Linked DNA regions of Homo sapiens: region 1 is linked to region 2. A link is a contact called in ENCODE Hi-C or POLR2A ChIA-PET data. All regions are on one chromosome and are shown on one strand. Each heading gives the region's core, a stretch centred on a gene start or an enhancer-like site at or near the end of the contact. The rest is flanking DNA. Distances are from core to core; before and after follow the strand shown. Region 1 has its middle 16 kb from the start of FOXO1. Region 2 has its middle 64 kb from the start of LINC00548.

What was found. A loop is a pair of places that touch in the nucleus more often than their neighbours do. ChIA-PET counts read pairs that join two places held with the same protein, here RNA polymerase II (POLR2A). Pooled maps may share reads with other maps.
Region 1: a loop to region 2 is called in a map with no recorded cell type, with 3 times the contacts of the local background. The contact joins two enhancer-like sites. A Hi-C loop is called at or near these places in 2 of 37 single-sample maps with no recorded cell type and 1 of 50 pooled maps. POLR2A ChIA-PET finds 5 or more read pairs at or near these places in 1 of 52 experiments (activated T-cell).

The regions. Positions count from the first base shown.
Region 1 is chr13:40,680,267-40,685,272 of GRCh38, reverse strand. No RefSeq gene overlaps it. Among named protein-coding and RNA genes, the nearest start is that of FOXO1, 16 kb to the right of the region's middle. RefSeq lists enhancers at 3,070-3,834, 3,835-4,599, 4,600-5,006. Within about 2 kb of position 3,397, at least 3 of the 41 ENCODE cell types and tissues checked have a DNase peak (open chromatin) inside an H3K27ac peak, as active enhancers do.
Region 2 is chr13:40,281,618-40,286,524 of GRCh38, reverse strand. No RefSeq gene overlaps it. Among named protein-coding and RNA genes, the nearest start is that of LINC00548, 64 kb to the right of the region's middle. Within about 2 kb of position 2,849, at least 2 of the 41 ENCODE cell types and tissues checked have a DNase peak (open chromatin) inside an H3K27ac peak, as active enhancers do.

The DNA of each region.
Region 1 (5,006 bases), core at 2,148-4,647, 400 kb before region 2:
GTGCCTGAGGCAGAAGAATTGCTTGAACCCAGGAGGAAAAAAAAAAAAAAGATAGCTTTAGGCCAGGCATGGTGGCTCAAGCTTATAATCCCAGCACTTTGGGAGGCCGAGGCAGGTGGATCATGAGGTCAGGAGTTCGAGACCAGCCTGGCCAACATGGTGAAACCCGGTCTCTACTAAAAATACAAAAATTAGCTGGGCATGGTGGCAGGAGCCTGTAATCCCAGCTACTCGGGAGGCTGAGGCAGGAGAATCATTTGAACTTGGGAGGCAGAGGTTGCAGTGAGCCGAGATCACACCATTGCACTCCATTCTGGGCAACAGGGCGGGATTCTGTCAAAGAAAAGAAAAGAAAAGACAGAAAGAAAGGAAGGAAGGGAGGGAAAGAAGCAAGCAAGCAAGCAAGCAAGCAAGCAAGCAAGCAAGCAAGCTTCAACCAGCCCAGGAAGTTTTAAAAAAATTAGCCCGGCATGGTGCAACACACCTGTAGTCCCAGCTACTTGGGAGGCGGAGGTGGGAGGGTCACTTGAGACCGGGAGGTCAAGGTAGCAGTTAGCCTGATTTTGCCACTGCACTCCAGCCTGGGCGACAGAGCGAGACTCCGTCTCAAAAAAAAAAAAAAAAAAAAAAAAATTAATTAATTAATTAATTAATTAAAAGAAAGATGCTTCAGAGAGAGTGAGAATATCTAAGAGAAATTCTCTCTTAATAAGTATCTTTAGAAAGTTTCCCCAAATTATGCAACTGATAAACTTTTTTTCCCCCAGCAAAGCTCAATATTAGAACAAAAGATGCAGACAAGTCAGATACCTAATGTTAAAAGATGCCTGTATAATGAACAATAATGAAAATAGTGGCCAGGCACAGTGGCTCACTCCTGTAATCCTGGCACCTTGGGAGGCAGAGGCAGGCAGATCACTTGAGACCGGGAGTTCGAGACCAGCCTGGCCAACATGGTGAAACCCCATCTCTACTAAAAATATTAAAATAAATAAAAATTTTAAAAAACAAAGCAAATGGCTGGGTGCAGTGGCTCATGCCTGTAATCCCAGGACTTTGGAAGGCCAAAGTGGGTGGATCACCTAAGGCCAAGAGTTCGAGACCAGCCTGACCAATATGGTGAAACCCCGTCTCTACTAAAAATACAAAAATTAAAATTAGCTGGGTGTGATGGCAGGCGCCTATAGTCCCAGCTACTTGGGAGGCTGAGACAGGAGAATTGCTTGATCACGGGAGGTAAAGGTTGCAGTGAGCCAAGATCACGCCACTGTTCTCCAGCCTGGGCAAGAGAGAGACCCCGTCTCAAAAAAAAAAAAAAAAAAAAGGTAAAGTATTTATGTTACCTTAAGATATTATAAAAATGAAACTGCAGGGCACGGTGGCTCACGCCTGTAATCCCAGCACTTTGGGAGGCCGAGGCGGGAGGACTGCCTGAGCTCAGGAGTTCGAGACCAGCCTGGGCAACACGGTGAAACCCCATCTCTACTAAAGTACAAAAAATTAGTCAGGCGTAGCAGTGTGCGCCTGTAATCCCAGCTACTCAGGAGGCTGAGGCAAGACAATTGCTTGAACCTGGGAGGTGGAGGTTGCAGTGAGACGAGATCACGCCACTGCACTCCAGCCTGGGCGACAGAGCGAGACTGCATCTCAAAAAAAAAAAAAAGAAAGAAAAAGAAAAAAATTTTGGCTGGGCGAAGTGGCTCACCTCTGTAATCCCACCACTTTGGGAGGCCAAGGCAGGTGGATTACGAGGTCAGAAGTTCAAGACCAGCCCGGCCAACATGGTGAAACCCCATCTCTACTAAAAATACAAAAATTAGCTGGGTGTGGTGGCACGTGCCTGTGATCCCAGGTACTTGGGAGGCTGAGGCAGAATTGCTTGAACCTGGGAGGTAGAGGTTGCGGTGAGCCAAGGTCATGCCACTGCACTCCAGCCTGGGCTACAGAGCGAGACTCCATCTCAAAAAAATAAAAATAAAAATAAGACAAATGTTAAAGGCACATAAAAGGCTCTTTTTTTTTTTGACTTTTCTGAATTTTATTACCTTTTCTCTAAAAGTTAACTTTTTTGCAAATGGCTATTAATGTCATATACCAGTAGAGGGCGATAAAACATTACTTTTTAGTATTATCTTAAAACTACTTTTACCAGAGTGGAAAAAGAATTTTTGGATAACTTTTCTTTTGCCCCTTCACAAAAGAAAACGATCGAAGACACTAGCAAGATGGAGAAACATAGTTCAATGGGAAGATCAAAAGTAACAGACAGATTACCATGACCTAAATTTGCAGAAGGGAGAATCATCATCTGTGTAAAAACTATAGTGACAGCTCTGTTTAGATTGGTTTATGTCTCAGGGAGACCGCCTTTTGTGCTAGCTCTCTGACACTGCATAACAACTGTGGGCAATTACGTATGGAAATCCTTCAAGCTGAAACAAATTGCAAAACTTAAGTGCACTTAGTCTGTTGTACCTTTTGTGGATCTAGAATACGTAACTTTAAAAATCTAGATTGTAATAGCTTCTAGATAGATGACAGTTTGGGCGTGAACCATTTAGCCATCCACTTGTGGTATGGCAGGAGTATATGGTGAGGAGTGGCCAGCTAACATTCTCAGGGGTCGGGGTGCCATGTTTACGTGGGCAGGCTTGATTCCTGGAAGCCGAGCTCATTTACCAGAAGAGCAGCCAATACCATGAATAAATCTGGTCCTGAAAAAGTAAATGCTCTGTTTCTTGGATTATTTATTTATATCAGATGGAGGGGGACAAGAAAGCTTATGCCTTTCCCTGTGGCCATGCAGCGCATGTGAGAATGTGCACTATGGCCGGCGCGGTGGCTCACGCCTGTAATCCCAGCACTTTGGGAGGCCGAGGCAGGTGGATCACCTGAGGTCAGGGGTTTGAGACCAGCCTGGCCAACATGGTGAAACCACATCTCTACTAAAAATACAAAAAAAAAATTAGCCAGGCATGGTTGGGGGCGGGTGCCTGTAATCCCAGCTACTTGGGAGACTGAGGCAGGAGAATTGCTTGAACTCGGGAGATGGAGGTTGCAGTGAGCCCAGATCATGCCATTACACTCCAGCCTGGGCGACAAAAGTGAAACTCTGTCTCAAAAAAATGTAAAAAAAAAAAAAAAAGAGAGAGAGATAGAATGTGCACTGTATTTAGCCTAGCCTGTGGCATTTTGTTTTGCAAATTTTAGTAGTATGGAAGTAAACTATCAGCATAAGAAAAAAGAAAATTCCTATGGCTCTGAATATGTTAGGATTTCTATCAAACACAGGGCCCAGCCCAGCCAGTTCCCAGTGGGGTAGGCTCGGCCCTTGGTCCCTACCAACACATTGACTGCTCTCCCCACAAGGTGATTTCACTGCACTGGACACAAGATGAGATGGTTTAGATGCTGGCACTGGAGCAGCTGCAGTAATGTGAGCTGAAAGGAATGCAGTTGTATGTCGAGAGTGCCAATTTCCAAAGCAGGTTCTTGAAAGGCTGTTTCTCTTCGTATGGTGAGGGACCTGTGCTGTTATCAAGACTAGGAAGGAAGGAGATTCATTAAATGTCATCATCAGCCTGAACAGGTGGTTGGCAAAGGAACGGAAAGCACGGAGATGAAGTTTTAGAGATCGGGGTGATTGCTGGCAACTAACATTATCAACTGTGATTCCAAGAGGCCCCAACTGTGGGAGGCCTGGAGGAAGCCACAGAGGTTATCTGGAGGGCCAGAGCTTACAATCTGGTTGGACTGGATCCAGCTGAATCCATCTGAGGCCAGCTCCAGGAAAGGCAGGTCTGGTATCAAGATGTACAGCAGACCATGGTGGGTGGGGAGCTCAAATTGTACTTACGGGCAACTGGGTGTGGGGAGGAGGGTTGTATGGCTCTGCAAGCATAGACCAGATCCTATGGCTATCCCCACATGAGATAGCGGGAGGATATCCTATGGGAGTTAGCCATAGGATCTGGTCTAAGCTTAACTTGAATTTCAATAGGCTGCCTTTTCTTTTCAATGAGCCCTCCTCACGAATACTTTGCATCCAAAAACTTTCTCCTTCTAATGTTCTAAGGGCTGCCAGCTGCCTCGGGCAGGCTCTCCAGAAGCCTAGGGAAGAGATACAGGGGTCAGGGAAGCATGAGTTGGGACCTCTTTTTTCTCCTATTCTTACCTGTGTTCAGCCTGGTTTACTGAAAGCAAGAGGTAATGAGCCTTTGTGGATGGGTGTGGCTGAATCATTGTGCGTTACCGATACAAGATGATCTGGAAGAAGCCCCTGATGGAACCTAAGGCCCTGGTGGAGTTTCTTTGAATATCATCAGAGGGAACTTGAGACCCGAGATACAGAGGGGACTGCAAACAGGCCTGCAGTGCCTGGGGCTGATTCCACAGGCAAGCACCTGTATCATTATCTCAGGCGACCCCCACAGCAGGAAGATATTATTATGCCAAGTACTCAGATAATGAAACTGCCTGGAGGAATAAGGAGTAGAGCCTGAATTTGAATTTACCACTTTGTCCTGCTGAGTGGTTGGTGAGGGAGGGGTAATAAGCATTAGAGCTATTAACTAAGGAAGCAGCATGGATTACTGGTTAGAAGCAAAGCCGTGGCTCTAGCCTGCCTGGGTTTGTATCCCAGCTGTGCAAGTAACCAACCTCCCTGTGCCTCAATTTCCAATCACACCTGCCCAGTAGGGTCTTGTGAAGATTAAATGAGTTTATATAGAAAAGTGCTTAGAGGCTGGGTGCGGTAGCTCACGCCTATAATCTCAGCACTTTGGGAGGCCAAGGCTGGCAGATCACTTGAGGTCAGGAGTTTGAGACCAGCCCGGCCAACATGGTGAAACCCTGTCTCTACTAAAAATACAAAAGTTAGCTGGGCGTGGTGGCATGTGCCTGTAATCCCAGCTACTCGGGAGGCTGAGGCAGGAGAATTGCTTGAACCCGGGAGGTGGAGGTTGCAGTGAGTCGAGAGTCGAGATCGCGCCACTGCACTCCAGACT
Region 2 (4,907 bases), core at 1,600-4,099:
TAATTTCTGGCTCACGTCTCGCTTGTTGGATTAACTGAGATCACCCAGTTTCTTTGATTCTTTAGTTCTTATTAGTAAAACAGAGAATTTTGACAAGATTATTATCTCACAATTTGGGATAAAAGATAAATAATCTTTTTTATTATCCGTCCTTCTCCCATCCTCCTTTTAAAGTTTAGAAAACTTTTCCAGTAGAATAAATTGCATCTAAGTGATTTTTTTATTTTGATTTTTTTCAAGAATTAGAGATGTTTTTAACAGCCAGTGTAAGCTTGGCTGAACAGGAGAATAATATAATGAAATAATAGAGGTGTTTTAATTTGACCATCACCATTTTGGATAAGTACATGTTTTCTACGACAAGTTTTGAAATAATATAAGTCTTTGAATTTCAAAGACTTATGCTAGTCTAGAAGTCTTTGAAATTCCAGGTAGCTAACTGAGGGAATAAATAATCATCATGATCCATTTTACGTGTAAAATTCAAGTCTATGTCTCTCTGTTAATTTGGCATCTCCTACTGTATTGAGGAAGAAACTGAGGTCCATTTCATTTCAGTGATTAATGCCCCAGAACTTCATAATGAACACATTGTAGACTTCCAAGTTCCCATTCCTCCTCTACAGTTTCTGGACTTCAATATGTAACCAGAATTTATTTTGAAATGGAGACAATTGTGAGTGCTGATGCAAACATTAGTAAATCATTTACTGCAAAGTGGTCATCTGTAAGAGGTAAAGTAATACTTTACAAGTTAAGAAGGAAATATACAAAGATGTTTAATCACTAGATCTGATCAGATCATTCCATTAACTTGTCCATTTCAATCTTGCTGCTTTGCATTTCTTCAACCTGAAGGCCTTCATGAATGCCACAGTGGATCTACTCTGCCCTCCTCTTGCCATCATCACCCTCCCCAGGAGCTGGAAATCATGAGCTTTATTTCAAGATCCAGCCATGTGATTATAGATGGCTGTGTGGTCTTGGAGCTTCAGTCTCATCATCTGCAAAGTGGGGACGATGCTTTCCTATACATTTTACAGAACTGTCTGGTTCAAACAAAACAACGTGTGTAAAAGGTCTTATTTAATTACTTATCAAAGGTTAGTGCACTATAGAAATGTGAGAGGCTTCAGTTAGACCCAGCAGTTTCTTAGAAGTTCAAAGAGTTACATAATTAAAAGTTGGTTAATAAATGATTAATTTGGCAAAATATTTGAGGTAGTGTTTTACTTTCCCAAAGTGATCACATTGATTATTTCTGTTTTCTCCTCATAATAACAGGATTGGCCATGCAGTAAGGTGGTACAGGCATAATATTCATTTTCTTTTTTTGTTTTTAACTAGCTAGTAAAAGGTAAGAAAACATTTATTGGAGCATGTGCACCTGGTGTCAATTTTTTCTCCCAACATTATATTATGAAGTTTTCAAATAAGTAGAAAAGTTGAATGAAAGACTCTCTACCAAGATCACCTACAAACCCAACCCACCATCTAAATCCTACCGTTAGCATTTTACTACTTGATTTATTGCCAATCTGCCCATATATCTATCCTTCCATCCATTCATTAATCCTTCTTACTTTTGGGATACATTTCAAGGTTACTTGCAGGCATCAGTAAACTTTCCCTTAACTGGTGAAACAGCATGGATATCATTAACTGGAATTTGACATCTTCTTAGAGTACTTTTTTTTCTTGTTTATGTAAATGGGGTCTAATTTAATGTTATAAAAATTATGGCAGAGTTTGCTATTTTGTGTGTGTGCTTTTTTGCTATTGAAGTGGTGAAGCTCTCTTTTCAAACTAATTCTCATGCAGAAGCTGGCACATGAAACAGATACAAGCAGAGCTGCTTTGGATGAAAAGGAAACAGGGTGTGGAGTGCCAGTCCCTGAGCCCTTCCCTCCTTCCCTAGTCACCCCTGAGGCCCCTCATAGAACATCTCAGCTGCCATGGACTATTAAAATTGGGTGAATTTCTTAACTTCATGAACCTCAGTGTGATCATCTATAAAAGAGGGCTTTGGAAGCCAGGCGTGGCGGCACATGCCTGTAATTCCAGCACTTTGGGAGGCCAAGGTGGGCAGATCACCTGAGGTCAGGAGTTCAAGACCAGGCTGACTAACATGGTGAAACACCTTCTCTACTAAATACAAAAAATTAGCCAGGCATGGTGGCGCATGCCTGTAATACCAGCTATTTGGGAGGCTGAGGCAGGAGAATCGCTTGAACCTGGGAGGCAGAGGTTGCAGTAAGCCGAGATTGGGCCGTTGCACTCTAGCCTGGGCAACAAGAGCAAAACTCCATTTCAAAACAAAACAAAACAAAACAATAAAGAAAGAGGGCTTTGGAAATAGCTATTTTCTCAGGCCCTTTTGAAGCTGTCCTCTTCTCTCATTCCAGTGGTGTTAAAACATTGAAAATTTTGTAGACTTTCCCCTTCACAAATCTTGCAGCAGAAAGTTTTCTCTTGTTTTAATTAGCTCAATGCAAGAAGCCACATTTAAGACTGTGCATCTGAATGCCTGAAGTAAAAACCTCAGTCACAAAGGGATGTGTGTGGAATGGAAGAAAACTGGAAAAACAAGAACCTGACCTAAATGGATGGCCAAATAGAGCAGCCTGCACATGCAGCATGAGCATATCAATGCGATGTGCAAGCCACCCTGCCCATCTTCCAGGGGCTTTGCCAAGTCACAACTGAGAACACCTCTCAGGAATTTTGGTATCCTGACAAGAGTGAAGTTCACTTGGGATACTTACATTCTTCTGGTACCTCCTTGAGATACAATGCTTTTGCGTGTGTGGGAGGACAGATCCTTCCTTCACTACCTGGGGGGCCAGGAGGCTGTGTCGCTACCTGGGGCCTCAGGCAGGCTGGGCAGCAGCATGGGCATGTGGGTGAGTATTGAGTGGGAGCTGAGGCTGGGGCCAGGCTGGGCTGGAATCATATGAGGCAGAGGATAAGAGTGTTTGAGGAAAGGAGCAGGGCTTAGAGCCATAGTAAGACCATGCCAGTTATCCAGATATGAGAGGAGAGGGAAGGCAAAGTTGAGTCAGGGATTGAGTTGCAAAGCGAGAACTAGGAGAATAGGCCCAGGCCTGTGCTGCAAATAGTCTTGGGTGTCCAGAGGTCATTCTTACTAGATAGTAAGTGCTGTACTAGAAGCCCTGTGAGGATAGGAGTGTGCCCAGAGCCTAGGAAACTGAATGGTAGGCTGTAGATAGATGCTCAATAAATGTTTATTGAAGGAAGGAAAAAGGAAGAAAGGGAGGGATGGGAGAAGAAGAGGAGGGAAAAAAGAAGATGGGATGGGTGGGTTTATCTGAATTGTAGTCGGTCAGGACAGGCATCTAGCACCATTGCTAAAAGCACAGTGAGGTTGTCCTGGAGAACTTAAATCTAACCTTTTCACCCATGACCACTGCTTCAAACATATTTTGACTACAGCTCACAGTAAAAAATAGGCTTTTCATCATGACCTGTACACACATGAAACAAGCCTCTTAAAATGTGAGGCATTCCAATAATTTCCATCCTATCTTGAATGGTTAATACTGAGTGTCAACTTGATTGAAGGATGCAAAGTATTGATCCTGGGTGTGTCTGTGAAGGTGTTGCCAAAGAAGATTAACATTTGAGTCAGTGGGCTGGGAAAGGCAGACCCACCCTTAATCTGGGTGGGCACCATCTAATCAGCTACCATCATGGCTAGAATAGAAAACAGGCAGAAAAACGTGAAAAGGCGAGACTGGCCTAGCCTCCCAGCCTACATCTTTCTCCTGTGCTGGATGTTTCCTGCCCTCGAACATGGGACTCCAAGTTCTTCAGTTTTGGGACTTGGACTAGCTCTCCTTGCAAATGTCCTATCATGGGATCTTGATCTTGTGATCGTGTAAGTTGATACTTAATAAATTCATATATATATATATATATATATATATATATATATATATATATGGATGGAGATATAGATATATATATCTATATCTCCATCCTATTAGTTCTGTCCCTCTAGAGAACCCTGACTAATACAGATTTTGGTACCAGGAGTGGTTCTAGACGAACAGAATATTAAGGATGGAGTTCTTTCATTGGTCTTGCAGTTTCTGGAGTTGGCTGCTTAATATGATTGGACCCAAAAAATGCTAAGGACTCTATTTCTAATAGTATGGAGAACACTGACAGGCCTTGGTGTGAACTATTTAGAGAGTTATACAAGTTAAATGCATTTGACACTCCTGATTCATCACTTGTGAGAGGCAAGGAGTTTAGTGACTCTATACATAATACCTTTGACTATATGTGGAGAACCAAGGAATATAATGAAGCTAGTTGGCTGCTCCTAAGTTCAGTGGACAAAGTGATGAAAGAAAATGAACTCTGGGATTCTAACTCCTGGCTTCAGAAATAGATATTGAGCCTCAAATCTGCTAACATTGCCCCAACTGAGAGTCTTATCTCCTATGGAGAAAGAGCTGAAATAGTGGAAAAACAGACATAAGTTCTTATCATATGAGTGGCTGACCTGCAACAGAAGGTGCATGCATAGCCTCGCCAGGTGTCTACTGTTAAAATGAGGGCGTTGATTGGAAAATAGTGGGACCCTGCAACTTGGAATGGGGATGTGTGGGAGGACCCTGATGAAGCTGGGGACACTGAGTTTGTAAACTCTGATGAACTTTTTTGCCCGAAGAAACAGCTTCCTCATCCCCCGTAGTGGCAACATCCCTTCCCCGTCCCATGCTGCCATCAGCCTTTCCACCTTTGCCTGGGCAGATAAACCTTGTGCTGCCTGAGGCAACAGTAATGGCCTCCCCTGAGGCAGTTGCCAGGCAAGATATTGTTGATCCTTTTCAGGAGCCACCCCCAACACCCCTGCTTGCTTCTAGGCCTATAACTAA